Regions from separate parts of the Homo sapiens genome. Here region 2 is linked to region 1. Evidence: read pairs that join two places in POLR2A ChIA-PET (ENCODE). Cell type or tissue: A673. All regions are shown on one strand. Links, peaks and the distances in the headings refer to the core of each region. The heading gives the core; the rest is flanking DNA.

The links. ChIA-PET counts read pairs that join two places held together with the same protein. Peaks named below come from ENCODE experiments on the same cell type or tissue, not always from the same donor. Only the 100,000 strongest peaks of a DNase experiment are listed, where the experiment ranks them.
Region 2: POLR2A ChIA-PET joins it to region 1 with 10 read pairs; 2 of 35 experiments call an interaction of 5 or more read pairs at or near these places.

Annotation. Positions count from the first base shown.
Region 1 is chr6:123,214,826-123,231,035 of GRCh38, reverse strand. It overlaps TRDN (triadin), which reads left to right. Exons shown (of 41, transcript NM_006073.4): 39 at 6,905-6,943; 40 at 9,514-9,549; 41 at 12,296-14,697. The coding sequence ends at 12,435. Among named protein-coding and RNA genes, the nearest start is that of TRDN-AS1, 220 kb to the left of the region's middle. In A673, for the core only: no CTCF peak of the experiment used is centred there; DNase peaks (open chromatin) are centred at 6,725, 7,395, 7,875, 10,315 and 1 weaker place; H3K4me3 peaks cover 1,922 bases; H3K27ac peaks cover 7,112 bases.
Region 2 is chr6:124,770,204-124,786,413 of GRCh38, reverse strand. The region is part of intron 4 of NKAIN2 (sodium/potassium transporting ATPase interacting 2); the gene reads right to left. Among named protein-coding and RNA genes, the nearest start is that of RNF217, 180 kb to the left of the region's middle. In A673, for the core only: no CTCF peak of the experiment used is centred there; DNase peaks (open chromatin) are centred at 5,563, 6,893, 7,263 and 8,253; H3K27ac peaks cover 7,088 bases.

The DNA.
Region 1 (16,210 bases), core at 2,747-10,746:
TTCAAATACTTTGGGGCTCAAAGTTCTCTTGTAAAATCAGATATTTTCCCCATAATTCATAAGGGTATTGGTGAGACTTAGGTTAAAACACATGTGTAAAATCTAGTACCTAGTAGCATACCTGGCACAGAAAAATATCTCATTGTAGTTCTCATAGTTGTTGCTGGAAAAGTAACTTTATCTTAAATGAATAAATCATAGGAAACCTTCAAGGTAATATTCACTTTGACTGTAAAGCTAGACTGAAATTTTTAAAAATCTGTTTATGATTTTACTTTTATAACATAAACACACAGCCTACATCACAAAATATACATTATGAATTAATCTTTTGTATGAAGAAGAAACTGAGATTCCAACCATCTATGAAAAATGCTATGAATATGTTTCTAGTAAATTGTTTTGCAAATATATGATAAGGGTGTTGAATATATTCCAATTATCCAAATTTAGAAGTGGTGGTTTTATCATTTTTCTTTTTATTATTATTATTATTATTATTATACTTTAAGTTCTAGGGTATATGTGCACAATGTGCAGGTTTGTTACATATGTAAACATGTGCCATGTTGGTGTGCTGCACCCACTAACTCGTCATTTACATTAGGCATATCTCCTAATACTATCCCTCCCCCCTCCTCCCACCGCAAGACAGGCCCCGGTGTGTGATGTTCCCCTTCCTATGTCCAAGTGTTCTTATTGTTCAATTCCCACCTATGAGTGAGAACATGTGGTGTTTGGTTTTTTGTCCCTGCGATAGTTTGCTGAGAATGATGGTTTCCAGGTTCATCCATGTCCCTACAAACGACATGAAATCATCCTTTTTTTATGGCTGCATAGTATTACATGGTGTATATGTGCTGCATTTTCTTATTCCAGTCTATCACTGATGAACATTTGGGTTGGTTCCAAGTCTTTGCTATTGTGAATAGTGCCGCTGTAAACATACGTGTGCATGTGTCTTTATAGCAGCTTTAATTTCAATTATGGTAACTATTGATAGATATAATTCATAAAAAATATTTTGGGGTCTTTAATATTTTAAGATGATAAAGGAATTCTGTGAAGAAAAAAGTGAAAGCCACCGCTCTAGAGAATAAAATGTAGAACCAAGATAAGATTGCTTGCTGAGAATGAGAAATCTGCATTTTAGTATAAAATTTGCGAATTCACTTATCAAACCTACATAATTAAGAATAAACATAATTATATACCATACCTACCATTGGTGCTGAGGCTGGACTTTACATTTTCTCATATACTTGGAATTTTTATCAGCCAATTGTAATTAGAGTCCATATTTATTAGAGTCCATACACACGCAGTCTCCTAAATACCAACAGATCAAGTCTTTAAATCATCTGTGTCTTCAACCTCATAGAACCAAGTCCACCCTTGACTCCAAAGAGATGAAGACTTAACACCTGAACCCTGTTAAAAATCCCATTGGCCATGAAACTTTTTTGACCCATGGCTGCAGAACAGTATTGGAGATAAGTAAAAACTTTCAGGCAGAGAACAGAGGTAATTTCTTACTTTTTCAGGCATTCCACTTGATCACAGAATAACACTTTTCTTAAGTGTAGAAACAGACAGTTATGTGAAATGAAGCAAGTCATGGATTTAGGACAAAGGAGAAAGTCCTTCAGTTAACCAGAAAATACAAGGACTACTTGACCAAACAAAATCCAGGACTTTCTATTGTAAATTTATTGATTTTTAATAAACTGATAGCTATTTAAGAACCCTTGTGTCAGTAGGCCCAATTAAATAAGTATTGAAGAGTTATACAAAACCTAGTCCTTGATTAAAATGACAGCCATACAGACAAGATGGCCCATTTTTTCATGACTCTATTATAGTGCAGACAACTGCTTGGATAGGAGGATGGATTCACTGCTATCTCTGATTCCTCTGGAATCTGTTTCTATGTAAGCGAAGAATGAACTCTAGAATTTGAAAGTCAAGATAGTACAATTTTATTCTTCAATGTTAGAAATAACTGTAGCTTACACTACTTATAATGTTTAGGCAAACAGAAAAAATATTATGCTTACCTCTTCATTGTCTTTATTTTCAAAGACAACTAAGTAACTTTTCATCGCCACTGAGGGAGAGTAGATTGTTAGAAGTGCAGAGGGACACATTTAGCACCCCCTCTCATTTTAAGGGGGTTAGTGGAATGCCTTCTCCTTCATTTCTGTTCTGCACAAGTGTGTGTGTGGCTCATGCATAACTTGACTCTGTCAGAGCCTGCCAGCAGGTATGTTAGGCAACATAATGCATGGGTACTAGAATCAGAGAGAAGTGGGTTTAGAAGTTCATCCTCCAGAGGCAGTGATATGGTTTGGCTGTGTCCCCACCCAAATCTCATCTTGAACTATATTTCCATATCCCCACATGTTGTGGGAGGGACCTGGTGGGAGGTAATTGAATCAAGGGAGCAGTCCCTCCATGCTATTCTCACAATAGTGAGTACGTTCTCAGGAGATCTGAGGGTTTTATAAAGGGTTTGTCCCCTTTGCTCAGTTCTCATTCTTCTTCTCCCTACCACCATGTGAAGAAGGACACGTTGACTTCTGTTTCTGCCGTGATGTAAGTTTCCTGAGGCCTCTTCAGCCAGGCTGAAATGTGAGTCAATTAAATCTCTTTCCTTTATAAATTACCCATCTTGGGCAGTTCTTTATGGCAGTATGAAAACAAACTAATGCAGGCAGAATGGCTTAGTGATTAACAGCACCATCTCTGGAACCAGAATGCCATAGTCTTAAAAACCAGTTCTTTCACTTCTTATAGCTCTGAGACATTGAATCTCTCTGATTTTTAATTGTCCCACCTATAAAATAGGAACAATAAGAGTATATTCCTCACAGATATTCTGAGGAGGTGAAAAGTGTTAACATTTATAAAGTGCTTAGAACAGTGGCTGGCACATAGCAGGTGTACTATTCATGGGATAAATTTCAACACTCTTTCAAGAGGCCCTGATATAGGAGATTTGGATTATGTTTAGAACAGTGGCTGGCACATAGCAGGTGTACTATTCATGGGATAAATTTCAACACTCTTTCAAGAGGCCCTGATATAGGAGATTTGGATTATGTTCTTGTTCTGTCTCTGCCACTCATGAGTTTTGTGACCTTGGGCAGGACCTCTCTCTCCTCTATTTGTACAGTAGATTCAGTATAAAAGTCCTCACCTCGGAGGTTGCAGTGAGCCAGGATGGCGTCATTGCACTCCACCCTGGGTGACAGAGTGAGATCTTATCTCAAAAAACAAACAAAAACAAACAAACAAACAAACAAACAAACAAAAAAGTCCTTGCCTCATATGGTTGTTGTTCAGGATCAAACGTGTTAACACATATGAAATAACTTAATAGGGCCTAGCATGTAGAAAATCTTAAGAAATATTAACTATTTTGCAAAAATTAAAAGTGATGATCTCACAATTTACTGAGTTTTGCCCATTAACTTGATGCATATCACTTCTAACCTTTTCAGACATCTTGCCAGCTCTGTCTTGTTTCCTACTAAGCATTTGCAACTGCATGACTGGCCTAGCACCACAGTTCAACCCATAGAGAATTGAACTTTTCATTATCCCCAGCAAATATCAGTGTCCCCTAGGGACTTCATTGTAGTTGGGAGTGGCACCACTGTCTTTCTCCAAACTCAAATAACATATCGTTATTTTCCTTATAGTACCAATCTCTTGTTCTTACTTGTATTTAGTTCTATTTCATTCTTTTGGCAAAGCCTTTTTTTGTATTTAACTCCTTCAGTGACTCCTACTTGGAGAATGTACTATTTCTGTGCTATTAGAACACTTGCCAAATTGCATTCTCTGCATTCATTTTCTCATGCTCTAGTCTTATTTATTTCTACCAAGTACATCTCTAAAACATTATTTGTCTCTTGAGCAACCTTGACTAGCTATGAAATTTAGTTGAGGGTACTTAGCCTGATGTATAAGATGTTCCACATGATAATCTTATCCAAGTTTTCCAGAACGTCTCCTCTACTCCCTGAATATCTCTGTCCTTCGCTGTCTCTAGCCTTTTTTCATATTGTTGCCCTCACTTTAATTTTGGCATCTCCTTCTTGAAAATATTATAAGTCCCATTTCAAATTTTACTTCCTTCATTAAACATTTTCCTGACAGTCCGACAAAGCAGGTCACTCTTTAAAATTTCATTGGCACATTTTGACACTCCTTTCACTGCCATGATTCTACCTTCTCAGAGTCAAATATTTGTTTTATCAAAACTACCACTCACTCAACGTGCAAGTTGTAAGAATAAGTAGACAGTAAGTGCCTTATTCCTTTCTTGAATTTTATTCCTAGTTCTGTAAATGTTTGCTGCTAAGTCTCTTCCACAGAAAATGCATCTCTATAGCAACTGTCCTAGGTTTGCCGTTTACTTTCTTGTGCTTCTGTCTCCTGAGCGATTGACATGTGACTCAGCTCTTGCCAGCTTTTGTCACTTATAGCCAGTTGATGCTGGATCAGAATATAGAATCTGAAGACACTGAGGTCTTTATTCCTTCCATTTGTATTTATTTTTCTAGTGGTAATAAATGGATCCAAAGAATAAGTTTCAAGTGTGCTATAATCTACAAAAATAAAATATATGTTCCTTTTGGACACGGACTTTGCCTCATTTTATTTTTGTACAGAACTTTCATAGGAATTAATAGGACCTTATTACACAATTAAGATATTATTTGATTTGTTTAGGAACTGACATCATTTTTAAAATATAGATATTAAGTTATTTCACAACATCATATAACAGTTTGTACTGTTTCATTATTTATAGCAGTTGATTAAGCAGTTCAAGACCATGGTCATTTTATCCAGTATTTAATTGAGTTAAACCTATGTTTAAATATTATTTACAACTGACCAGATCAAAAGTTTAATAATATATAGTAAAAAAAATTCTAGTAATTTTGTTTCTTTTTCTGTTGTGTTCTTCTACATAATAGCATTTTTCTATAAAGGTCACATTGCTTTCCTGTTAGACGAAATTTGCATACTGACCCTATCTTACCCCTTTTTCATTTATTAGTGAACAGTTAGTATGCAAAATCTAAATAAATAAGACAAAACTGACCTTCTTTCAGATAATTTCAAATGTTAAAAATTAAAGCATCATTCCGTTATATTGCATTAGAATTGCCTCAGACTTAAAATTACTTCCACATTATTCCAATATGTGCTTGTAAGTTGAATGCAGAAAAGACCAAGTGATTTACACAATACAACTTAAGAGTCATTGTGTATGTATTTGAGCTTTAGTTCAAATGTAGTGTCTTCCTTTCCCCACTAATTTTATTGAGATATAAGTGAGAAATAAAAATTATATATATATTTGATATACAATGTGATATTTTGATATACATATACATTATGAAATGATTACCAAAATCAAGCTAATTAACATGGCCATCACCTCACGTAGTTACCACCATTCTGTGTGTGTGTATGTGTGTGTATGTGTGTGTGTGTGTGTGTGTCTGTGTGGTGAGAACATTTAAGATCTACTCTCTTAGAAAGTTTCAAGCATACAATATATTTGATAAATATTTGGATATATACCCAGAAGTGAAATTGCTGGATCATATGGTAGCTTCTTCTTAAATATGTTGAGGATGACTATTGTCTAGTGGTAAAATAAATAAATAAACAAACAAATTTTTGAGGAACCTCCATACTGCTTTCTATAATGGCAATACCAATTTACATTCCCATCAAAAGTGAACAAGAGTTCCCTTTTCTCTTAAATCCTCACCAGCACATCTCATTTGACTTTTTGATAATCACTAGTCTAACAGATGTGAGGTAATATCTCATTGTGGTTTTATTTCATTTCATGATAATTAATAATATAAGGCATCTTTCCACGTGCCTGTTGGTCATTTGTATGTCTTTGGAAAAGTGTCTGTTCAGATCCTTTGCCCATTTATTTGTTTTTTGTTATTGAGTTGTATCAATGTCTTATATATTTTAGGTATCAACCTCCTTTGGATATATGGCTTGCAAATATTTTCTCCCATTTCATAATTTGCCTTTTCATTTTGTTCATTGTTTCCTTTGCTGTACACAAACATTTTAGTGTGATATAGTTCCAATCGTTTATTTTTGCTTTTGTTGCCTATACTTTTAGTGTCAGATTCATAAAATCATTGCCAATACCAATGTTAAGAAGCTCTTCCCCAGTGCTTACTTTTAAAAGTGTTTCAGTTTTACATTTAAGTCTTTAAATCCATTTTGAATTGATTTTGGGGTGGTGGAAGATAAAGGTCCACTTTCATCCTTTTGCATATAGATATCCAGTTTTCCCAACAGTATATATTGAAGAGACTATCTTTCCCCCATTGTTTATTCTTGGTACCTTTTTCAAAGATTAGTTGACTCATGTATGTGCATGGGTTTATTTCTGGGCTTTTTAGAATTGTCAAAAAGGCTAAAATCTAATCAATCTGCTAATAAATTGTGTGGGTAGACACTGATCTCTTTATCTAGGCTGTATGCGTGAAACCATTTACCTTAACTTTCCTAAATTCTATAAATGATTATGATTTTTGAAAGGAGCTTTAGGAGTCAGAGGAGGAGGGAAACCTGGGGGTGGGTGTTGGAGGTCACCACAAGCCTTTTCCCTAAGTAACCTTTACCAGCCTGATTACCATAGTGCAGCACTCATCATTTTCTCCACATCCTCTCTCCAAGTCAGAGAAGTGCCTGTTTTGGTCAGACAGCTCTTATTTATGGAGACTGTAGATGCTGAGTTTGTAGATTCAGGGATCTTGTGACTCTTAAAAACCTTTAAATACAATACTTCCTCTGGGAAAACTGAAAAATTGACTGTGATTCTATGTGCCTTTTTTCTGTACTCTAGAAGATGTTGAAGATGTACCAGCTTCAAAGAAAGCTAAAGGTGAGTTTGCTGTCTTTGGATCATTTACAAGTTTTCTCTCAAAGCTATAAGGTTTTTGTCTGTCTTTTTTTTTTTTTTCCTAGCTATTCTTGATCTAGTCTTAAGCTTTTCTAGGCAACATTTACATGGTAGGCTTATTTTTAAAGCAAACAGCTTTTTAACATTATTTGGAAAATATACATCTTTTCACATATTAAAAACACTAGTTGGGTATTGATTTATTTACAATTGTCAGATGCATTTATTTGCCAATCTACAGGAATAATACTTCAAAATCACTATTCCATTAAGAATTACAAGAATGCCATGATTTTATTAAGAAGACTTGAGATGAGTCACCTATATTAGCAGCACCATCAGGAAGGAAGGAAGGAAGGAAGGAAGGAAGGAAGGAAGGAAGGAAGGAAGGAAGGAAGGAAGAAATGGAAGGCTGGACTCAACCCCTGCACTCTTCCAGCCCAAGCCAGAGGACAAACAGTCAGGAAAACCTGCGATCTCCAGATGTACGAACTTCATAAAGTATTTCCAGGACAAAATTTCTCCATCTGTAGAATGAGGGCTTCAGCTAACTTGATTTTTTTTCTGAAAGGTTCCTGGCTTTTTCATTAGGGCTGCTATAAAATAGGCATTATGTTAAAAAGAAATGAACTTTTACTTTAGGTTTAGGGGTACATGTGTATGTTTGTTATATAGGTAAACTCATGTCATGGGGGTTTGTTGTACAGATTATTTCATCACCCAGGTATTAATCCTGCCATCCATTAGTTATTTTTTCTGATCCTCTTTCTCCTTCCACTCTCAACCGTTGGGTAGGCCTCAGTGTCTGTTCCTCCCGTCTTTGTGTTCATGTTTTCTCATTATTTAGCTCCCACTTTAAGTGAGAACATGCTGTATATGGATTTCTGTTCCTGCATTAGTTTGCCAAGGATAATGACCTCCAGCTATATCCAGCAATGGGATTGCTGGGTTGAATGATAGTTCTGTTTTTAGCTCTTTGAGGAATCATCACACTGCTTTCCACAATAGTTGAACTAATTTGCACACCCACCAACAGTCTACAAGTGTTCTCTTCTCTCTGCAAGCTCCTCAACATATGTTATTTTTTGACTTTTTCATAATAGCCATGCTTACTGGTGTGAGATGTTATCTTATTGTGGTTTTGATTTGCATTTCTCTAATGAGTAGTGATGTTGAGCTTTTTTTCATACGCTTGTTGATTGAATGTATGTCTTCATTTGAAAAGTACCTGTTCATGTCCTTTGACCACTTTGTAATGAGGTTGTTTGCTTTTTTCTTGTAAATTTGTTTAAGTGCTTTATAGATCCTGGATATTAGACCTTTGCCAGGTACACAGTTTGCATATAAAAAAAAAGTATTTTCTCTTCCACTTCTAAATTTGTCTGCAGGCAATAAGTATTTGCCTAAGCATTGTTCTAGCCAACGAAGTATAAATTCTTTGCCAGTGCCCAAAATTAACCAACAATGTGGAAAATAGTGCTTTGAGAAAACACACACAGGTCAGGACCTTATCAAATAAAAGTTGAGATTTACACTTGTATTAAGACACCTTTCTGAATACTATATTTTATATATATATTTTTTAAATTGAATTAAGACTAGCCACCCTAATAGGTTTTTTACTCATAGACCAGTGCTTCTAAAACTTTAATGTTTATACAGATCAACTGTAGGTCTCCCTAGAATTAAATATCTGAGTTAGAACCTAAAAATCTGCATTTATATAAATAAATCAATTGATGCTGAAACTAGTGGTATATAGATTACACTCTGAGGGGAACCGCTCTAGAACCAATTGAAAAATTGATAAGATCTGTAAACCTAACTTTCTATGAAACACACACACTAACACACATGTACACACAAACACACACACACACTCTCTCACAACTTCTAATTATTTCAATGTTTTATAGAAAAACCCCCAAAACCCCATTCGTGGATACCAGTTAAGAACTTCTAATCGGAAGAAAGGGATTCAAAGAAATAGTTTCAAGCTATGCAACACTACATAAATTTGCGATGGATATTACTACAGCAAAAATAAATAAATAGTCAGTGAATCAGACGTGAAAAGGGAAGAATGCAGGATACTGGGCTGCTGCTCTACTTTCATGGCAAGGATGATCACGAAAAACATATGTCCCTCCAAATTTGGGATTATTTTGACTAAAATGTTCATCTTTAGCCAGATTTTACCCTTACCAAATTGTAATTCTGAGCATCAAAGATCCCTTCTCAGGAAAGGGATGCATGTCAACTATCCTCATTAATGAATATCTGACACATCAGGGCCAGTTTTCCTATTTAAACAATTGTTTGTAGCGTGACATTTTTTTCATGGGTTCCCTTTCTCTCTCTGGCTCTTGCCTATTAAATTTTACAGTGAAAATATGAATAGAATCTGTGTACAAATCTGGAGTATACTATAAAAAGGGTAACTCCTGTTTCTTTCATAGTGTGCTTCTGTTTAGACATTCTCAGTCCCATATATATTTATATAAAAGTTGTAAATGTACAAGTTATTTACTTTTATATTTTTTATCCACTAGAAGGAACTGAAGATGTGTCTCCCACAAAGCAGAAAAGTAAGTTTATAATGAGATTAAAAGTAATAAATCATTCTGTATTAAAGATGCTACATCTATGTAAAAATGTTAGACTCTCTTAAGACCAGTATTCGAAGAAAAAATTTTTTAGCATAGACATGAAGAATAACATTAAAGTAGGTCATTTATATTTTAAAAAGAAGCGTATCACTTTTGTGTTAGGCAAGAGGCAGATAGTTGGAAGAGTTACAAGTAATGGTTGAAGTGGCATTTATCGCAAATCCTTCTACATATTTCTGATCCTTAGTACTCTGGCTGAATCTATGCTTAAATGTGTCTTACTGCCTGCTTTATAATAGGACAGCTGAAGTAATATGCCAAATTTTTTTATATCAGGTAGAAAAAATGAAGAAATAGGTTTTAGCAATTCAATTGCTTGGAAACTCACTTCTAAGATTCAAGATTCTTTTTGATTTTGCTAGATGTATGGTAGGTTCTAAATATTCAAACTTTGGGATCATTTATTTTAGAATCCAATCAATATTCATGTGCAGTTACAAAATTCAATGCCCAAGTTTCTCATTATTTCGGTTCTTCCAAATTAGACATTTTTGTTCATATGGTAAAGCAATAAATTTTAAATCTGTATTTGCATTAAAGTCATTGCAGAACAGAATAAAGGAAGCAATTTTTGAAATAGGTATAACTGAAGTTTGTGTCACATAATGCTTTTAAAGTAAAGAGCTAGATATTTGTCTGAAGAAATGACGTCTCTTGATTCTCCAGTGCTTTTTGGATGTTTTTGTGCAGGAAATTACTAAAGTGCCCCTTACAATAGCAAATGCCTCCTACTCTGTATTAATAGGTGATTCATTAGACAGATACTGAATGCCTACTATGTTCCAAGTACTTCTTTGGATGCTGGAACTACTGCAGTAGATAAGACACTTATTATAATCCTTCATATAATAAGGTTGTGAGAAATATAGGGAAATAAGCAGAGTCTTATGATACTTTGAGTAATATTACAAAATCCATAAGAAAAAGAATTATAGGTCAATCTGGACATATTTTCATTTTATATAGCAACGCTTTCCCAATTATTAACCTACTGGTAATAATTTGTGGCTATGTCACATAAACATTTGAAATCTCATATATTTTAAATAACTATTAAAATATAATTCAATGAGACAGGTGAATTGTATCAATACCAGTTTCCTAGTTGGAATATTGTTCTATAGTTTTACAATATGTTACCATTGAAGGAAACTAGGTGAAGATATGTGGTATCTTTCTGTATTAACTCTTACAATTACATGTGAGTCTACAATTATTTCAAAGTAAAAATTTTAATTAAAAACAAAACGCAAATACTTTTAGTAAAATGGTGTCAAATATTCTAACCTCAGTTGGGGGATCTATTGCATCAAAATGATATTTGCTATCTTCGTCTTACAAGAAGGCAGTTCTATAGCCTGATATTCATGAGCCTTTAATTTAAGCTCTAATATTTGCAGTCATAATAATATTTTAATGAGTAGCTTATTCAACATCAATTAAATAAATGTGTCAAAACAGTGTCCACTTCTGATAAGCAGCTGGAAGGCAGCCTGTCATTGATGGGCCCTTCTACTTTTAGCAATGGATTTCCATTTCTCCTTGTGCAGGGCCGGCTTTACTACTGTCCCTCTTGTAGCCTGCCTAACCCCCAAGCTCCCATAACCTCCACAAACTTGAAGAGACGGAAGTTGTATTATTGCTTCGGTTTGAAGATAGAAGAAAAGAGAAATCATTCCAGATGAGATGCATTGGAAAAGATAACTAAATTCAAGATTCTTCAAACTATTGTCATCCCTGAAAACCCAGTGACCCATGGAAATGGAATCAGAATACTCCCTGGTTGCTTCTCCAGCTTCCTTTTTTCCTATCCTTTGCTTTATTCTACTTCATAAACCCCTAGTCTCATATGGATTTGGCCATCTTCTTTATCTCCCACACACCACTAGCTTTAACTATGATTTTTCTTTCCTGGCCTTCTGCAAAAATCTATGGCTGGTTGACAGAATGCAAATGGATAGGATAGAAAACACTGGAAGTTTGTAGGCACCCAAGATTGTGAGGAGATGCTAAACTCGCCATCTTTTACCAAAGCTGCTACCTGGGAGCACCGGCTTACTGAGTCCAGAGTCCTTACTTGCACCACACTCCCTTAACTTTCCTGTTTTGCTTTCTACTCAGAGCTGCTACCTGGCTGCTACCTTTGTTGCTCAAAGAGCAACCAAGCCACCTTAGGAAAGCTCTTGCCTCTAAAGTAAGGGCAAATAAAACTTCTAGATGTTGGCACCACCTCTCTGTGACATTATAAAACACACACACACAGTCTGTTGCTTTGCATATTGATAAGCTCATATTTTGAAACCTGTGACTATGTCTCTATGATTGCTATGCACATCAACAGATGTCTATATGATCAGAACTTTGACTTTCTCTGCCAGGCCATTTTTATTATCACTTATTAAAGGCTTATTACATACCAGGAAGAATTTTAAGAGCACATGTAACTCATGTAACTCATTTAACTGTCATAATATTTCTGTGCGGTTTTCGTTGTTTTGATGTTATACATAAAGACTCCAAGACACAGTGAAGTTTAGTAACTTGCCAACAGCTACGGAGGCTGCTGGCAGAATCTGTGACCTTATCTGCTGCACTGCACTGCCTCACTGTGCTTTTTTGCTCATGTTCTGCATGTTTTAACAAACTGTCATGCTCTGTTCCTTAGGTCCCATCAGTTTCTTCCAGTGTGTCTACTTGGATGGGTACAATGGCTATGGATTTCAGTTTCCTTTCACTCCTGCAGACCGCCCTGGAGAGAGCTCTGGTCAAGCAAATTCTCCAGGACAGAAGCAACAAGGACAGTAAACACACATGTATGACCCTTACAAGTGCTTTAAGATTTTAAAAATGTGATGTTTTGTCCACAGTAGTTCAGGCAATTAAGAATATGCAACCCAGAGAATTTCTGTGAAAACATTTTGCTCTTTGGCCTGGTGTGGACGGAAAGGGTGGCCAAATGGATTGAGTGATGAGCAGACATGTTTAAGGGTCTAAGTCTCAAGAATCTGTTATGTGTGTTTGCTGCGGTGGGAGGGGGTGCTTGTATTTATCTTATTTCCAGTCACTATAAGGTTGTACACAAACTAATTTAAAGTTTACTTAATAATGGTATCTTTAAAATAATTGACACAATTGCAAAATGAATTCCTGGCTTCAGTTAGCTATTATTTTTTTAATGACAACATAGACTGTGCTCTAAGTTTAAAAGATGGGGAAGCTTATATAAAAGTGACCCTTTTGCATCATATGGGTATCTAAACTTAATTTACCCAATAAGTTGATGCTTAATGATTTTATTTTATTTTTGTCTATTTCTATTTTAGTTGTGGCTTTGCTCTAAGAATGGGTAATAGTTGTACTACAGACTGCTATAAATTTCTTGTGATACTCTTTTAGAGCTCAAAATATCTCTGAGCTTTAGACATGGTAAGGTGGAGAGTAAATGCTTGATAAATCTTTAAGATATGTCTTGAATGATAATTAGGACATTCAGTCCAGTGGAAATACACCATTCAATTAGTCAGGTCTGGTGAATCGTTTGTTTAAAATATTAGCAAATGAGATGTGGAATTCTGAAATTTCTCCAGACTGTGTCTTAATAAAAATGTCACCTGGGTGAAATTTTAGATCAATCACTAAATTTGGGTGACAAATATAAAAATATTTTCATTTCACTTTAATACATTCTTTCTGTGAAGTAAAATGTTTTTCTTTCTCATAATGGCAAAATATGAATGCCATCAAAGTTTAAGGAATTCATTTTAGCCTTAAATGCCTTCGTGAGATGTCTTACTTGTATTTTAGGTAACTGGTCATCAGTGCCAATGACATGGATAACAATTTTTAATCTACTCGACAGTGCATCCCTGGGAATGACTGTTATGTTTTTGTCATATTCCTGGTAATATAAATACTCGTGTTCTTTACTACATTGTTTTTATCAACTCTAAAAGTCATGCCTCTGTGACCTTTATCATGTTTACAATTGCAACTGAACTTATGACAAATTAACTCAGGAAATAAATTGAGTTATCCTTTCTAGCATTGTAATTACCATCAGCAAGGCCTGAGATAGCCAGAGCCAATACTAGCCAAGTGATTTATTTTCAAGGATTGCCACTAACTACGGTTCTTTAGGACCAAGATATAAAACAGTCACTAAAAATCATTAGGCTAGGTATCAGTAATACATTCATTACTAATAATGCATTTTTGGAGACTTTTGTGAAAGAAGTTGGTCTCTGCCAAAAGCTGGTGGACCACATTCACACCACGAAAGCCAGTGTCACATGAACCAGATTAATGACTCTCTTTATGGGGTATGTGGGACATCCTGGAAGTGTATAATTTCAGGAATGACCAGACAATACCATCTTGCAAAGCCCCTTCAGGTGACAATCTAAACTTGTGGGTAGGAGAGTGCATAAAGTTTATTGCTCAACTGCTCCTCCAGCCTGCTGAATTTACTGAGTAAAGAAATAGCAAATATGATAGATGTTTTAGATTTCATAGAACAGAATGGTTTGTCCATTAATTCTTTCATTCAATGACTGTTTATTGAATACCTACTCTTTTAGGGCGCTGTGTTAGGTGCTGTATTGTACAAGAAAAATATAATAAATTAGATTCCCAGCGCTATTCTGACATAGTGAATGACCTTGAAAAATTTACTAAACATACTATGTTTGTTTCTCCATGAGTAAAATAGGGATATAGGGACAAACAGTCTAATATCTCATAGAAATACCATGGAGACAAATAAAATATTTTAATATAAATATGATATTAAAGTAAATTTCTGAAGTAATACTTTTGGGTATGGCACTAGTTTTTCCTCTGACTATTTTACTGTTTCTTTCACTCTCAATATAAAAACTATTTGATAAGATAAAACGATATATTTTATTGTAATTAGAATTTAGACAAATCAGCTATAATGTAAAAATGTTAATAATAATTACGTTTTATCTGATTAAAGTTACAATGATCATAGCACTTTAAAAATATTATCTGAACTGTCATTTGTTTATATATTACCGTCTAATAAAATAGTTATAGATCTTCCAAGTTTGATGCCTTACATTTTAAAAGGAAAAGATAAATGGTTGATTAAGAATCTTTGTCTTTAATGGTTCATTCATAATTCAAGTTATACTGGCCAGGAATATGTAAGCATTTCATAATTGTTTTAGTTATTTTGCACAATTGGTACACACTACTCCCATTACATCCCTGCGTTTACCCACCCTTCATCCCCTCTTAATAGATAAAGATCTGAAAATAAGAATCGATTTTTCCTTAGGTTTTTGATTTATATTTAGTTTTCCTAAAGCCTGATAAATCATTATTCAAATGGGGCAAGTGTTTTTTTGTTTCTTTTTTTTTTTTAATGAACCCTAGCAAAAGCACCTGTATGTTGACTCATTCTGGCATATCTTTTCAAAACCTTTTAACTTCTTGCAGAAATATTTTAGAAACTGGTATTGTGATACTGTGTATTTTAGAGATTTAACTTGTACCCTTGAGTAATTTTTCTGGAGAAAAAAGCAAAGGAGATAACAAATATTGCTGATAGAAAACTCAGTGACCATATAAGCCAAGTGGCACATACAGAAAATGAAACTAATCCTTAGAGAAACTTGAAAATTTGCCCAAAGTAACTGACTACTTCAAAACCAGGCCTAGAACCTTGATCAGCTAACTCCCAAATGTTCTTCAGTTTTCAGGGTGTTATTACAAATATTGACTTATTTTTCCAGTATCCTCAAATCCATCTTGCAAATTATACTTGGTGATAGACATGTAACCCTCTATGAAAAGACTTGTCTTTTTTCCTACTTGAAAGCTGAAAAGTGCCTTAAGAGTGTGTTGCATTCAATTGCTTTACAGTAAAGAAAATAAATGTCAGAGAGGTTAGGTGGCAGGCCTAGAGGCACATTGTTAGTAAGCAGCAGAACAAATGCGATTGAAAGCTCGAATCTTTTTCTAATCCTATTCATATCCTTCCTGCCCTTTGTAACTCCATATGATATCGTCACCATCATAAAAGCTTCCCTTTGTTACTTGCAAACTAATTAAGAAATAGAAACTCAGCACGACTTCCCAGTAGCTGGCCTCCTTGCAGCATTTTTTGCCCCACTCCTTTCAGGATTATATCAGCTCTATCCTGTACCTTTCCTTTCCCCCTCATTAATCATATATGTCCATGAAACATTTAGTTATTACTGTAGATGCTTTCCTTTGTGTGTAAAATAAAGACCTTTATTTTCCCAAACTATCCAACTATTGAAAAATCATTAGTCGTTAAAAAAAATGTGGCCCAAATAACAAGAAAGCAAAAACAACTTTTTTAAATTCAGCTTTTCCGAAGATTCAGGTTAATAAAATAAGAAAGACAAATAATTGTAAAACACACTTGAACTCTAAAGAAGAGCTCAGAATAATTGATGAAGTGAATTATTACATATTAGTATTTGAGTCATACAAGTTCCAGTAAGAAACACATGTTATCAAAGCAATGATAGCAAAAAGAAGGAAATTCTTAGTTTCTCATACAGCCACATCCAGCTCCAGGCCATTT
Region 2 (16,210 bases), core at 3,122-11,121, 1.6 Mb before region 1:
CCTTAGCGTTTAATCTATTACATTCTGGATTTCGGTTTCTGGGAAGTTGGAGCAATGGGAAGGATACCTTTCCCTATCTTTCCTATTAAGTATAACTAAAAACTCTGAACATTATATATATAACAATTACAAGAAGACTTTGAGGCAGACCAGCTATGGCCTTTGGTACTCAAAAAAGTACATGAGGGTGAATTCCATTATTATTATTATTTCATATACACCAGACTTACTTGGAGCTGAAGAAGCCTATAACTCTGAAATGCCAACAGGTACAGATTTTTTAAAAGCCCCAGTAAACCCTTGCTGTCTCTAGCCAAAAGACCAGAGAAAAGGGAAAAGGCAGCCTAGCAAGACAGAAAATTTTACAGTGATAGTACCTCTTTGTTTTAGCCAACACCATAGAAAACAGAACAAAACAAAACAAAAACACAAAAATTGTAGCCCCACTCCCCAACCACAGCAACAAAGAGTAGGGAGCCAAGACTTCCCCACTGCCTCATGAGTAAGTAATCCAGACTTTTAGCCTCACTCTCCAGTAACAAGGCAGACACTCTCTTCTCCCCACTGGGGTGATGTCAGTGGAAGCTTAGTAGAAGATCAGGACTTTTACCAATGCCCAGCAGTACTGAGGCCAGTCCGCCACCCCCATGGCATCAGTGAAAGCCACCTTGGAGCAGTAATAAGGCTCTTGCCAGATATGGAGCTATCAGTCAGAGGCTAGTGGGGGGCAGGACCTTCCACAGCCTCCCAAACTTAATGAAAAGCCCTTCCCACCTTAAGTCTCAATGGAGGCTAAGTGGGAACCCTGGACTTCTATCCCCAATTGGCAGAAATAAGTCAGCATCCCTCCTTCTCCCATCAAAACAGCATCAGAGGAATCAACTAAAATGAAAGGTTTAATTAAGATCTAGGGTCTCATAGCATAATACCCCAAATGTCCATGTTTCAATTAAAAATTACTAATCATACCAACAGTGAGGATGGCCTCAAACTGAATGAAAAGACAGCCAATGTAACCTAACCACAGAGGTGATAGAGATGTTAAGATTTTCTGACACATATTTTAGAGTAGACATCGCAAAAATGCTCCAATAAGCAATTACAAACATGCCTGAAATAAATTAAAATATTAGAAGGTCTCAGCAAAGAAACAGAATATATAAGGAAGAACCAAACTGAAAACTTAGAACTGAAAAATGTGGAGGTGACAGAGGAAAGAATCAGTGAACTTGAAGATTGAACAATAGAAATTACCTAAACTAAGAAACAGAGACAAAGTAAACTGGAAAACATGCACAGAGCCTCAGAGACTCATGGAAATAACAAAAGACCTAACTTTTTTTTCCCCCACTGGAGTCCTGAAGGAAAAGGAGAAGTAGGTCAGCACTGAAAAAGTCTTCAAAGAAATAATGACTGAAAACTTCGGAAATTTGGCAAAGGACACAAACTTACTAATTCCAAAAGCTTAGTGAACCACAAACAGTATAAATCTAAAGAAATTCATGCCAAGATGCATGACAATCAAACTTAGGAAACCCAAAAACAGATATCTTGAAAGCAGAAACAGGGAAACATTTATGGACAGCCATTCTGGAAAACAGTTTGGAGGTTTCTTTACAAACTAAACACGCAACTACCATATGATCCAGCAATTGCACTCCTACACAGGAGTGCAATTTTATCTCAGAGAAATAAAAACATGTTCCCACAAAAACCTGTACACTAATATGTATAACATCACTATTCATAACGCCCCAAAGTGGGCGCAACCCCAGCGTCATTCTGTGGGTTAATAGTTAAACAAACTGGTATACCCATACCATGAAATATTACTCAGCAAGAAAAAGGAAGGGATGACTGATACATGCAACAGCCTGCATGAATTTCCATAGAATTGAGGTTAGTGAAAAAAAGCCAACCCAAAAAGTTGTATGTTATATGATCCTAGTTGTAGAACATTCTTGACATAATAAAACTGTAGAAATCGAGAACAGGTTGGTGGTTTCCAGGGACTAAGGGGGGTGGGTTAGAAGGAAGTGAATGTGGCCGTAAAAAGGCAATATACGGGATCCTTGTGGTGATGAAACTGTTCTATGTCTTGACTGTATCAATACCCAGATCCGAAAAGTGAAGCTGTACTAATTTTTGCAAGGTAATACTATTTGGAGAAACTGGGTAAAGTGTAAACAGAATCTCTCATTTTATTTCATATAATTGCATATGATCTATAATTATCTCACCATAAAAGTTTACTTGAAAAATACTACATTTTAGGACAGTTCTATTTATGTTTAAAAACCTTCATATTATAATTTATGAGTTATAAATATATCTAAACCAAGTAGATATGCTTGTTTTCTTAAGTACAAAGACACATTTTAATTTTGTGCCTTTATGCCAACATGATTAGAAATGAGGAGTAGCAACACTACTTTTTACCCACAATTATCTCACATTCCAAATACATTGGTTGTATGTTTTATTTAAATTAAATAATCCAATTTTGTTCTGAATTCATAATTCATAGGCTCTAAGCCCATGCTTTTTGTAATAGGAATTTGAACAGAAGGATATTATGCACACACAAAGTATAATTTTAAGTTGCAGATGATTTTTACTTGCTCTTTTTCATCTTATTCCATCTACATAATTTGAGATTGCTTCAGCAAAGGATTCAAATGTGATTATATCAGTGTTATTAATGAAGGTCTTTATATGAAGTATTTTATTATGTGGGCTGGTATATCATCTGTATTGTTTACCAGATGATTCTTATCTCATACTAATCCACTGGCTGGACTATTGTGGAACACACTGCAAATTTTCTCTGCTACGAGTAATCCAGGTGCAGTTATCAACCTGCAATAACACATGGAGGATTGCCTCCAGGGCTATTGTGAATGTTCACAGCCTACTGGGTCAGAAAAGCTTTTCAGAGGATCAGAAACATATCTTAATACCAGCCTTTAGGTATTCTGCTGCATCATCAAGCATGACTGTATTAAACACTTTTTAAAAGATTAAATAAAACTAGACATACATGCAAACTGGTATTATCTATTTAAGTTGGGAAATAGACTGAACTAAATGCCAACACTGGTTTACCAAATCATTCCTGTTATGAAATAGTCTCTGGAAACTGGTAGATTTCTTCAGTCCAAACTTATCAAAAAGTTATCCTAGTTCAGAGGAGTCTGGTGTATTAGTAAACTGGGCAGAGCAGAAGATACTCAGGCAGGACGAAAGATGGCTAATAACATTCAAATGTCATTATGGTTAATACCTCTCTCAGGGTTTACATATCAGATTCGTTTTTAAAACTGTATTGACAGCAGTAGTTCAACCATTCCATACATGTGCCGGTTGGGAGATGATCAAAGAAATGGCCAATCTAGTGCAATAGAACTACCATGAAATCGCCTTCCGGTTTAGAGATAAGAGCCATAGGGGAGTCCTTAACCAAAACTATTCATTGAAAATAATTGGGAAATGTAAAAAGCAACTATCAATAATACCATACTATTTTAATGGTAAAGCTAAGTTTAAGATTGTATGTTTGTAATGTGCAAAAGGAACTCTGATTTATTCATAATGAATCATTTGAAGCAGAAAGTGTAATTTTTAAATGTTCTGTAAAATGTACACAATTAATACTGTCTACAGAATTTTTGAACAAAATCACTACATAGCTCTTTGGGGAGCAAATGGTACAAGTAACATCATTTTTGATCAGAGATAATAGGGTACCAATAGCAAAATTAACTATACAAAAGGTAAGGCATTTGTAAAAATAAATTTGCCCATATTGAATATTCTCTAACATTAGTAGACAAGGCTAAAGAAGGATCCATGAATTTCACTGGAAGGAGTATGCTGCCCCAGTGATGACAATGGGAACACAAGGCCAGATTTCTCTGTAGAGACTAGGAGAGAAGATTATTTGTATTAAAATATTTAGTTGCAAAAATAACTGGCATTAAATAGGTGCATTTGGAAAAAGAAAGGGGCTAAAACTACGTTAACATTTCCTTCTTTTTAGAGGTACTAGATTGGAAGATAAGGAAAGTGTGGAATATACAATGCACCTGAGACTTCAGCACATATCCAGTGATCAAAAATAATGCATTGATTAATATTATACAAAAATGATGTCAGTAGTACTCTCATTGCACTAAAAAAGAAACAGTTAAACTCAACGGAAACATCAGGACAAACCAGCTAGAGAGAAGAGTGACTTTAAAATGTTATCGTAAACTCAGATGCATTATTAGGGTTTTGAAAATACAGTTAAGTAGGAACCTTAGAGCAATTGGTCCCTTTCCCATGACATCTGTGGGAATAAGCTTTATGCTTATGAAAAGGTATTTTATGTGGCATCCAATAAAGCGTGCCTCTGAAGCAAAGTACTTGTTGCAGTATGTGGCAAGGAAGATGAATGGGAGTGAAGGTAGGAAAAGAAAAAGAACCCTCCAGGGGAATAAAATGTGGATTGGGGAAGACACAAATTTGAAGACCAGTTTTTTCCCAAAGCAATTTTAAAAGGCACAATACTGAATCGAAGTGTCACTTAAAAGGCCCGTCAAGTCTATCCATGTGTAGCAGTATAATCTAGTTGGACTGAATAACTTTGGAGTCAGAACTTGGCTATAATTGGTGTTCTTCACTGACCCTTTCTTCCTTTCCATCTGAGTTACCTTCTTTTCAATATAAATCTTAGATTGTCTTCTTTCTACGTAGCTCATAGCCAATGCAAGGGTGAAACAGAATGTCATAAACCTCAGACTGAAGGGATTTCATTAATTACTAGCAATACCATTATTACCGTTTGGGAATATATAACCTAGGAAAAAGTGCAATTGTATTTCTGTGCATTACTTTTTTATTTTTAGTGCTTAAACCTCAAAACCAACCAATCATCTAACCAACCCCTCACATCCTGGTAACAGCTGGGAGGTAGGAAAGGAAATGCCAGTGATTACTATTTAAAGTAATAGCTGCCATTACTGTTCACTATATTCTGGGCATGTGGTAACATCTTTACAGCCATTCTGCTATCCATTCTTTCCAAAACTAAGGAGATAATTTCTATCATCATCTATTATTTATAAATGAAAAAACTGAGGCTTAGAGAAGTTATATAGTGCTCTCCCAAGATTCAGACATAATGAGAGGACTTGATTCATGCCTATGGACCCTAAATCCTATGCTTCTCATTTTCACACAGTCTTCTTAGTTTATCCAAAAGGCAAAACTGACAATACTCTCAAGCAAAGGGAACATAAGATTCTAATAATCAGAGTGAATTCACATTCACTTAAAAAAAAGTTAAAATTAAGTTCACCTAGTTTTCCAAGTCGGAAATCTGGATACAGATGATAATACTGAGCTTTGAATTAGCAGAGCTTGGAAATCATCAAGAAACAAAGTGGCTCAGCTACCAGACAAATCACAGAGGAGTTTAATACTACTTGTGGGAAACCTGGAGCATGTAGGAGAATGCACATGCTCCTCCCACTCATTTAATTACCATTTCAGTGGTTCCGACTCATCATGATTTTATAGTTCTCCTCTGAATTGCTTACACGTGCTTCTACACACCAGCGTGGGCTTCTTATGTTAGACATATATTGGTGAGTCACTAATTGTCTTCAGTTTACTGCTGGTGAGCAAGGCAAGTCTCATATCAGGTGGAGAGTCAGATGGATGGGATGATTCTAAGAGCTTGAAAATCTAAACGATAACTCTTTTTGCTCACAAGGTAAAGACATGATAGCAAAGTGTCGAAGGACATTCATGATTGGCTCAAGCCTATGCTTTCAGCCCCAACACTTGTGGCTCCCCTTTACTCTTCCATATTAAATCTCTGGCAGTTCCTCTACTATACATGCCATGCTGTTTGATATCTTTATGTTTTTGAATAAGGCATTTCTCTGTCCAACAAACAACATTTATCACCATATAGTGAATGCCTACATGAAACATGGGCTACTTCAAGGCTACTCCTCAGGGAAATATTTTCTAAACACCAAAAAGCACAGATAGGCATTCCTCACTCTCTGTGCTCATATAGCACCCTGAGAAATACCTATATTGCACAACTTAATTCATTTTTGCATATTAATTCTTAAACTGGACTACTGGACTATCAGCATTCTCTAGAGTAACCAAGAATATTTCTACTACCCCCGAAAGTTCCTTCTTGGCCTTTCATCCTCACCACTCTCCCAACCCTTACACCACCCACCAGGCCACACCTGTTCTGATTTTGATAACCATAGAATACTTTTGCTGGGTCTTGAACTTCATACAATAGAATCTTATTGCTTGGTGTCTGGCTTCTTTCACTGAGCATAATATAATATTTTTTAGATTAATCCAAGCTACTGCATCTAACAGTAATTCATTGTTTTATTTTCAACTGGCGTTCTATCAGTATGTGAATATAATTTTATCACTAACTTTTGAGACATAACACACCAAACCAAAATTTAGTGGCTTAAAGTAACAACCATTCATTTTTGCTCATTGTGTTTTAGGTCAACATTTTGAATTGAGTTCAGCTGGGCAGTTCTTCTGCTGAATTTGGTTGGGCTCACTCATGAGTCTATGGTTGACTGTGAATCATCTGGGTAGCACTTTTTTTCTGGGGCTTGGCTTATTGTTAGGTGGGGGTGATGAAGTCAAATAAATGGACCCCATATTTGTGGTCTCACATATCTAATCATTCATCAGAATAATCTGGGCTTGTTCACACTGGTGTGGCAGGCTTAAAGAGCAATAATAGTAAGGTGCACTTCTCAGGTCTCTGTATGATGTTTGCTATCATCTCAATGTCAAAATCAATTGGAGGCCATTATAGCAAAACTCTTCCAGGATGCCACAATTTATTTACTTACTCATCTGTTAAAGGACATTAGGCTCTCAAGGATTAACTGGTTTTTATTTTCAGTTACTTCCAATCTTATATCTTGAACCAACTCATTTAAATAATTTTGCTTTAGGATTTCATGATTAAATAGTGACAGGAGGACTTCCTTCCTTCCTTCCTTCCTTCCTTCCTTCCTTCCTTCCTTCCTTCCTTCCTTCCTTCCTTCCCTCCCTCCCTCCCTCCCTCCCTCCTTCCTGCCTTCCTCTCTCTCTCTCTCTCTCTCTCTCTCTCTCTCTCTTTCTTTGTTGGAGTCTGGCTCTGTCGCCCAGGCTGGAATGCAGTGGCACGATCTCTGCTCACCGCAACCTCCACCTCCAGGGCTCAACTGATTCTCCCACATCTCAAAACCTCCCAAGTATCTGGGATTACAAGCCTGTGCCACCACGCCCAGCTAATTTTTGTATAATTTTTTAGTAGAGAGGAAGTTTTGCCATGTTGGCCAGGCTGGTCTTGCGCTCCTGACAATATATTTCATCTCGTTTATGGGCCCAAGATGAAGATAAAAAAATCATAACTATGAATGCACTTTGAGCTCCTAGGAGAAGCAAAAAATATATTAATTCTCCTCATTTGTAAATGTTCATCGGTTTTTGACTCTATTCAGCCATTCCTACAAGAAGGAAGGTAGTTTTTAATGTCTCTTTTTCTCCCTAGTATATGTATTAATTGGCTCAAGTGGTTTCTGATTTTTTCTTTTTTTTCCTTTAAGCAGGCAGAGGTTGAGAATGGTTAGCTAATTTAGAGATTTTTTGGAATCGCCTTCTAAAAGAGAAGTTTAAATATGGGGATTGGAATTGCTTCTCTTACTACTCAAATTTTAAAAGTTCTTTAAGAGTTATTTACCTATCTTTATTAGTAAATATCACTCATATTTCTGAGCTCGAATTTTCTCTATATTTATATCAAACTAATTCTATCCAGATCATCAGTTCTTACTTTCTCTTTTAAATTATTATATCATTAAAATTTTTTTATTATACACTTGCCAAAAAATATCAAGGAGAATACAACATTGATGACTCTATTAAAGAAACACAAGAGTAGGAGAAGAAAAATAATTTGATAATTTGTCAAATATCAAAAAAGGAGACTGCTGAGAATTGTCCCCTATGCAGGGCTTTTTTTTTTTGAAGTATTATTTAAAAATTGCTATCAAGTGCTATAAGAACCATGTTTTCGTTCCTTAAACTCGGCATTTTAATATCTCCTTTGACTTGTAGTTTTTTTCCCTTAACTTCAGGAAAACATGTTTTCCATTCCATTATATTTCCGACTACATTTGAAAAGATACAAAGGCATGAGCTTGTTATTACCACAGCATCAGAGCTCAGGGGGAGAGCAAGCTGTTTGCATTTTTTTCTTGCCTTTAAAGATGCTGTCATTATCACTTGTTCTCCCAGAAAAGCGAAGTTTGATGACAATCTGTCTATCTCCTCACTGTACCTTAATGACTTCAAAATTGTTAAAACCTCATTACTGGATGTCATCTCTGTGTACATGTGTGTGTGTTTGTGTGTGTGTGTGTGTGTGTGTGTGTGAATGTGATTTCTAATAAAGCAAGAAATACTGAGTAAGAAATGACATTCTGCTGATTTTTGTGGTCTTTTATGAAGGATGGCTGAATTCTGTAATTAGCCTCAGTCTGCTTCTGCAGGTCAATTTTCTAAAATTAGACAATGTAAGAGAAATTTTTTATACCTCACCTCTTTCCTCCACTCTAAAAGGTCCTCAGCTAGAATTTGTTTGTGAGTATGATTCCTTCTAAATCCCTTTCTTTAGATAACTCTGACTCCCAGTGACTTGCAACTTCACTATTCCAAGTTATATATCAATTTCAACCTTCACAACTTCCTAAAAGGCAGGCAGACTTTGCTGTTCCTCATCTCTGATGAATATATTCAATATGAGAATATTAGTGAATAATAACAATTAGCATTAGTATAGTATTCATTCTGTGCCAAGCACTGTTTATGCATAAATTCTTACTCCTCACAATCACTTTATGAGATAGGTATAGTTATTATATTCTCTTTATAGATGAGGAATTGGTGGCATAGAGAAGTTAAAAGTCTTCTTCAAAGTCACCTGCTAATAGGTAGTGGAGCTGAGATTCAAACCCAGGGTGACTGACTCCAGAATCCATGTTCTTAACCACTCTACTGTCTGCCAGTCAAGCTCAGGATGTAAAAGGCTACATTCTCCCTGGCATCCATGGGCATTTTTGATAGCTCTTTAGAATATACACTTCATAGACTGAAATTTCTTCCTTTATATGCAGCTGATTAGGAAAGTAAACATAAATAAATACACAAAAGCATAACTTTCCATCTGCACTTTAATATTATTTATTAAAAATCTGAATTATACAGAATTCTTATATTTAAATCTTTAGAAAATACTAAAAAATCTGATCACATGAGCATATATTACCTTGAATATCTTTTATTTTGAAGAGGTAAAAATTTTAGGTTGAAACCAACTATTTCTCTTTATTAATGATAATACAACATCTAAGCCTTTAATCTAAATTGAATATCTATAACTAAGAAAATATGCTACGACTAAGATGAATATAGACACTCAGCAATAGAAAAATGAGACCTTCTAATTCTGCTAAATGTAAGTAACTGATAAAAGACTACTTGGCACAAAAATATATGAACAATTGTCAATCTAGAGTGCCTATAATTTGAAGCATAATACTCCAGCAATTGCTAAAGAAAAAAACAGTGGAAACCATACTTTTATCTCTTAGAAAACACTGTATAATAGAAAGATGTGATAAAAATTACGGTGTATAATAAGAGAGTTCAGGCTATATTAAAGTGGAAGTGTGGATGAATACAAGACTATAGCAGAAATAAAACGCACAACCCTACCCTTAAGAGCTTTAGCTATTTGTAAGGCAAGGGCATCCTACCCTTTCACCTCCCAAACACATACACATATCACATGCTATTTGGAATTAGGTAGACTACAGACTGGAATGATGATGTACTTCCTCACGACCTTTCTGTGGCTATGGTTCCTGTCCTTGATCTAAAGCAGTGTATTGAGTGACTGGAGTGCAAATAAAAATGAGAGGTGAAGTGATCCACTTCCTACTCTTCCTCTAGAAATTCTAGTCTAGAATTTCTGCTCTTTTCAAACTCAAAAGTCAGTCTCAAGCATGGTACTGTCAGCAAGAAGCCAGTGTAGGGTACAATAAACCCAAGGGCTAGTCAGTGCTAAACTGTTGGGTAGAAATATAAAGTCCATAGTTATGCAAAAATGTCCATGGAGACTTAATGAATAACCAAGCTAAATTAGTTTTAATCATTGCTTACAGGATGGACAGTATGAACACAGATCACTACATATTCTTTCAGAACAAAAACTCCTCCAATCCAAACTGCAATTGGATTTAGGAGGCTAAGGTTTGCTTTAATTTCTGCCAGAGCTGCCAGCCTCAGGGAAAAGGAGCCGTGTACTGAAGCTGGCACAGGAGTGAGGTACTTCCACATTACCAGATCCTCTTATGCTGTACAATGACAAACTTTTGTTGCTGCCCTTGGCCTTGACCCTTTGGACCCTTTGGATACTATTGGTATTTCAGTAGCTTGACCTCTCTAAAAGAACAGAAATGTTCAGGATAGTAAAAGGAAAAAAAAATCATTATTTCAATTAAATCAGTGTCAAGAGGGTTCTGAAGCTGTCCAGTGCAGTAACCCTGACTGATGGTTTAGCTCCTTGCAGTGTTATCATAGCTAAGATAGTAGGGTCACTGCTCACGTAGAGTGCAAGCTTGATGTTGCAGGCATTTTCCCATTTCACAGATAACGATCTCTTTATAGTCACATGCAATTACAATTCACTTTTACATGAAAAATTCAGTTTTACCTGTATATGACTATATCCTATTTGAAGAGTTTTTGAAGGAAAATGAAATGGGATTAAATAAACAGAAATAATGTAATGTTCTCTGGATGGTCAAAATCTCCTATATAATTAATTCAGAACTTGAATATACTACTTGGAGATGACTTCAATTTATAATGTAGGTTTCGTTGTTGTTTTTAAAGCTGTACTGTATCAACTTCTTAAGTAAAACCATTAATTCAATGAATACGAACAGAAGTTCCTTTGAGGAGATTAAAGGCTGGCTTCATCCCAAGAAAGCTGCAAAAGAAGGTTCAGAATGGCTTGGCCCAATCGGCCTCCTAAAAAAGTGGCAGATGGAAAACTCACTTCTGAGTTCCACATTTGCCTGTCTCAAATATTGTCTGAATATCTGCTTTTTTCCTCACTCCCAGTCCAATGAATACTCAATAGTTCAAAAGCCTGTTGTTAAAAGAAATGAAGCATTGTCCTTTCATGGAAGTAAAAAATATGCTTGAATTATTTGATTATCAAATATTGACTGTGCCTCTTCCATACCCTATGTTCAAGTGTTTTGAGAGCACAGATGGTTTAGAGGTCAGGAAATTAAACCTTTCTCTTCTCTTCTCTCTAGAATTGGAGGTTTATTTTTTTAAAATCATCACATTCATTAACAGTATCCTTGGTGCTTGTATCTTTGGACAACAACTGTCCAAAGATACTGTCAAAGATACAAGATGTTGACAGTATCTTTTTTTTTTTTTTTTTTTTGAGATGAAGTTTTGCTCTTCTAGCCCATGCTGGAGTACAATGGTGTGATCTTGGCTCACTGCAACTTCTACCTCCCGGGCTCAAGCAATTCTCCTGCCTCAGCCTCCCAAGTAGCTGGGATTACAGGTGCACACCACCATGCCCAGATAACTTTTGTATTTTTACTAGAGACAGGGTTTCATCATGTTGGCCAGGCTGGTCTCAAACTCCAAACCTTGGGTGGTCTGCCTGCCTCAGTCTCCCAAAGTGATCGAATTACAGGCGTGAGCCACCGTGCCCAGCCAAGGTGTTGACAGTATCTTTGGACATACTTGTGTGTCTGACTTCCCACCAGACATCTCCCCTCAGAACGTCTTAGTAGACATTTCAAACTTACTATGTGCAAACTACAATCCTGCTCTACTCCCTAATACCTGACTACACCTAACTGTATCCATAGCTGTTCTGTTTCAGGTAATGACAATGCCATCCTTCCAGATGTTAAGTCCCAAGCTTGTGGACTCATCCTTGACTCTTCTTTTTCTGACATTATAGAACCAATCTGTCAGAAAATACTGTAAGATTTGCCTTCAAGGTATACTCAGAATCTGACCGTTTTTAACCATCTACACTGCTGTCTCCCAGGTCCAATTTGCCATTTCTTTCACCTAGATCACTGCAATAGCCTCCTAACTCGTCTCCCCACTTGCAACAATTCAGCCTTACTCATAGTCTACTTGTAGCACAGCAGCCAGCCTGATCATCTAAGAATGTAAGTCTGATCATGTCATTCTTTTGTTCAAAATCTTCCATGACTCTCCAATCTACTCTCAGTAAAGGCCAGTGTCATTACAGAGGCTTCCAAATGTGACATAATGTGTCTCCCCATTACCTCTTTGACTCAATCTCCTCCTCTTGTTCTCCTACTCACTCTTCTCTAGCTATCATGAGCTTCCTTGTTATTACTTGAAAATAGAAGCCCATGGCAGCTTTTAGGCATGCAATATTTTCTCAGTATCTCTTTCAAATCTTGTTTAAATGTCACTTCAGTAAGTTTTACTTTGATCACTATTTTAAATTGCACCTTTCTTGGCACTCACACTACTAACCCCACTCTATTATTTTTCCATAGTAATTTAATCGGATACATGAAAAAGTCCCTTTTATTGTGTTTCTGAAGTTAATGTGGTTAACCTGGGTTATTTTAGCACCAATAATCTGCATAGAAATTGCTGGGTCTAGTCCCTCTTTGAGAAACTGAATATAACTTGTAATTTGTACCTGGTATTCTACTTAGAAAAATTCTCCCAAATTTTTCCCACATTCAAATTTACCTCCATTGCTATCCAGCCTGCAGGCCTATAAACCCATCTCCAAGGGTAAAGTCTTTAACCTCTGAGCCATAGCTGATCTTTCATTCTGGTCCGAATGCTGTGTCCTTCTGTTTCTTTTCTTCAATTACCTCAGTTTTCCCATTCTACCATTCCTTTCCCCGCAGGAAAAAAGAAATGCAAATCTTAAAAAGGCTTCCAGTGACCCCCCCACCACTCGCACCTCTTCTCTCTCCCTCCTCTTTCTCCTTCCCATTTGCTGCCAGGCTTGTTGAAGGGTTATTCTACACTTGCTCTTTGTGTGTCTTTTATTCCACAATCCAGAGCGATTAGGCTTCCACTTTCTCTTCTATCTTAAAACGGTTCTCACTAGGAGGATGTCTAATGACATTCAGGTTACTAAGTCCACAGAAAGTATTCAGACTTGACTTTATTTGGCTTGGCCAAGTTCCAACACCACTAAAAAGCCTCTGGGGTCTTGCAGTTCTCACATCCCTCAGCCTTAGTAACAATAGTCTCTTATGTTTTTTTCTCCCACCTACTTATGAATTTCAGTCTTAGTTTTGGGTTCTTTTTCTTTCTTTTAGATTCAGGGGATATGTGTGCTTGTTTGTTACATGGGTATATTGCATACTAGTAGGGATTGGGCTTTTAGTGTACCCATTACCCAGAGTAAACATTATACCTGATAGATGATTTTTCAACCTTTGCTCCTCTCCCATCCTTCCTGCTTTTGGATTCCACAGTGTCTGAGTTTTTTCGTTAACAGAACTTTAAGTAATTGTGATCTCTAAGTTGTCTCTTAAGCCCTCTTTGCTTCTTCCTTTACATATTTCTCTATTCGTTCCACAACTTTCACTGTATATGGACTTAGCCTCCTGCAAGTCATTGGAGATCATTTTAGTGAGAACAGTATTTAATACGAGGAGGTGGGGAAGCCAGATTTCTCTAAGTTATGAAATGAAAAGCATGTGAAAAGCAAGTGTAAAATAATCCTTTAAAATCATGCCTGCACATGGGAAGTAGATTCCCCAAATCCACATATGCTGCTGATATCTCCCTTCAGTGCTCCAGGCTCTAATGTGCAGCTGCCCACTCGGCATCTTCACTTGGAAAAACTCTGTGTGTCTCAAACTCATCATGTACAGCACAGAGTCCTCTTCCCCCTTAACTCTGGCCCTCGTCTCTTGCTCTCTGTCACAGGGAATGGCACCATTGACTATTCCATTGGATTATCCTGAATCTCAGAGGTTATCATTGACAATGTTTACACCTATACTTCCACCCTACAAAGCCCTAAGTTTCTACAACTAAGACCATAAACTCAATTATTTCTTTTCCCACCTCATTGCCACTGCCTCAGTCTGGCAGAGTGTATGATAAAAGGTTGCCAATTCATTTTTCACAATGCTTCTGAGTGATCTTTCTAAAAATGCAATTCTATTATGCCATTACTCTTTAAAAAATATCTTTCTCACTCTTTCATGACAAAATTCAAATTATTTTACCTGGCATATGTGGCATTTTCAAAATTTGCCTCCTGACTTTCACACCCATTATATTTCTATTGCACTGTATGTTCTAGTCTCATTGAGCTACTTATAGTATTCATAAATGCCATTCTCTCTAGCAACTCCTCTAACATATATCAGCCCTTGCCCCTGCTGTTGCATGAAGGAGAACCACTGCATTCACCTAGAGAACTCTTCTGGCTTCTTCAAAACTCAGCTTAAGTGTCACCTCCTCAGTTTTTGCTGGGTGTTTTTACTCTAAGAAATAAACACTTTTTAAAAAAAATTTAGATTCAGATTTCATTAATTTCAAAATTGATTCATGCTCACTATAGAAAAAGTAGAAAGAGAAAAAGAGAAATAACTCATAATTCTGCCATTTATTTAATCTCTGTTAATACACTATAATCTACATATAAAAACACAATTTTGCAAAAGTGTTAAATCCCATTGTATTATATATGCTGCTTAAATCTACTGTTGTCCCTCAGCAAAATATCGTCTTACAATGACAATAATAGAACTCTCAATCATTTTTTGTAATGCTTACATATATTTCCTTATATTGATACAACAAAATTCACTCAATCTCCTATTTTCAGGTAGCTTCAATTTTTTCTGTAAAAGACATATCCTAGGAAAACACACCTGTTGGTTCAATTATCAATTTTTTTGAGGGTATATTATTCCAAATGAGATTGCTGGGTCATGGACACTTTAAAACATTTCATATATTATGCAAAATGTTTCTTAATTCTTCTATAAACAATATGAATCTCTGTGTTAAACATAGCCTAAACTAAATAAGACATATCCACAACACTTTTTGTTCTACTTCAAAGGTACAGATTCTCTAAAATGTCTTATGGTGAAGCAACTGTCTTAGGCAATACACCTATTTATGTTAGCTCTCGTTGGGATTAGGAGTAAGGGCTTTTGGACTAGTCAAGATACTCATGGAATTAGGATCTGCAGGGAAGTCTCATAGGAGGTTCTGAGAAGCTTTATAAATAGAAACGTGCAATTACCAGTAGCTGTTAATTAATGATGAGGTCAGCTCTTCCTAGATTTCCTCTTACTCTCTTTTCTTTACAATTTTCTGGTTCTCCTGATATGGCAAAGGAAGATGAACTGTGTACGTGGCTTTTTTTGGTATTATTTTAGTTATAGGGATGATAGAGTGTATGCTTGGAAAGAAAGCTCTCATGAGGGCAGCAGATAGAAAACAAGTAAGAATCATTGGGCTAGTGCAAAAGTACCTGTCACTCCTCTGGAGGCTTAATAGTCTTTTAAGTGGCCTCTGGTGCACTTAAAACAGTCAGATCATAAGAAGTGAAATAATGAATCAGAGCATCGTTAATAAGAGAAGGCAGATTTCAGGTAGTAAAAAGAAAAGGGGAAAAAACTAAAATAAGAGAATAGAGTAAATTAAAATGTGTAAATTACATAAGAAATCTTGAAATAGATGACATGCAGAGGCAGTTAAAATAAAAGATATTGTCAACCTAAAAAAGGCAGACAAAACCCTTAATATCTCTCTCCAGGAAGCCCAATTCTCTGGGGAAATGGAAATGGGATTTGAAGGTGTTTTTCAGCACATTGTACACAGATACACAGTGAGAATTTCGCTAAGAGATTAGTGAAGTTTTACCACCTCCTTTTTCAGAAAGGCTGAAATGAGTGTAAGGGTGTGAATGGAGACTAACAGACAGGAAACAGAAAATTCCCAAGGGGAAGGCTGCCTGACATGAGGGAAGCCAAGTCCAGTAGGAAAAGGGCTGGAGTTGCATCTAGGAACAGGTGATACCAATAACATACTGCAAGATTTAGTT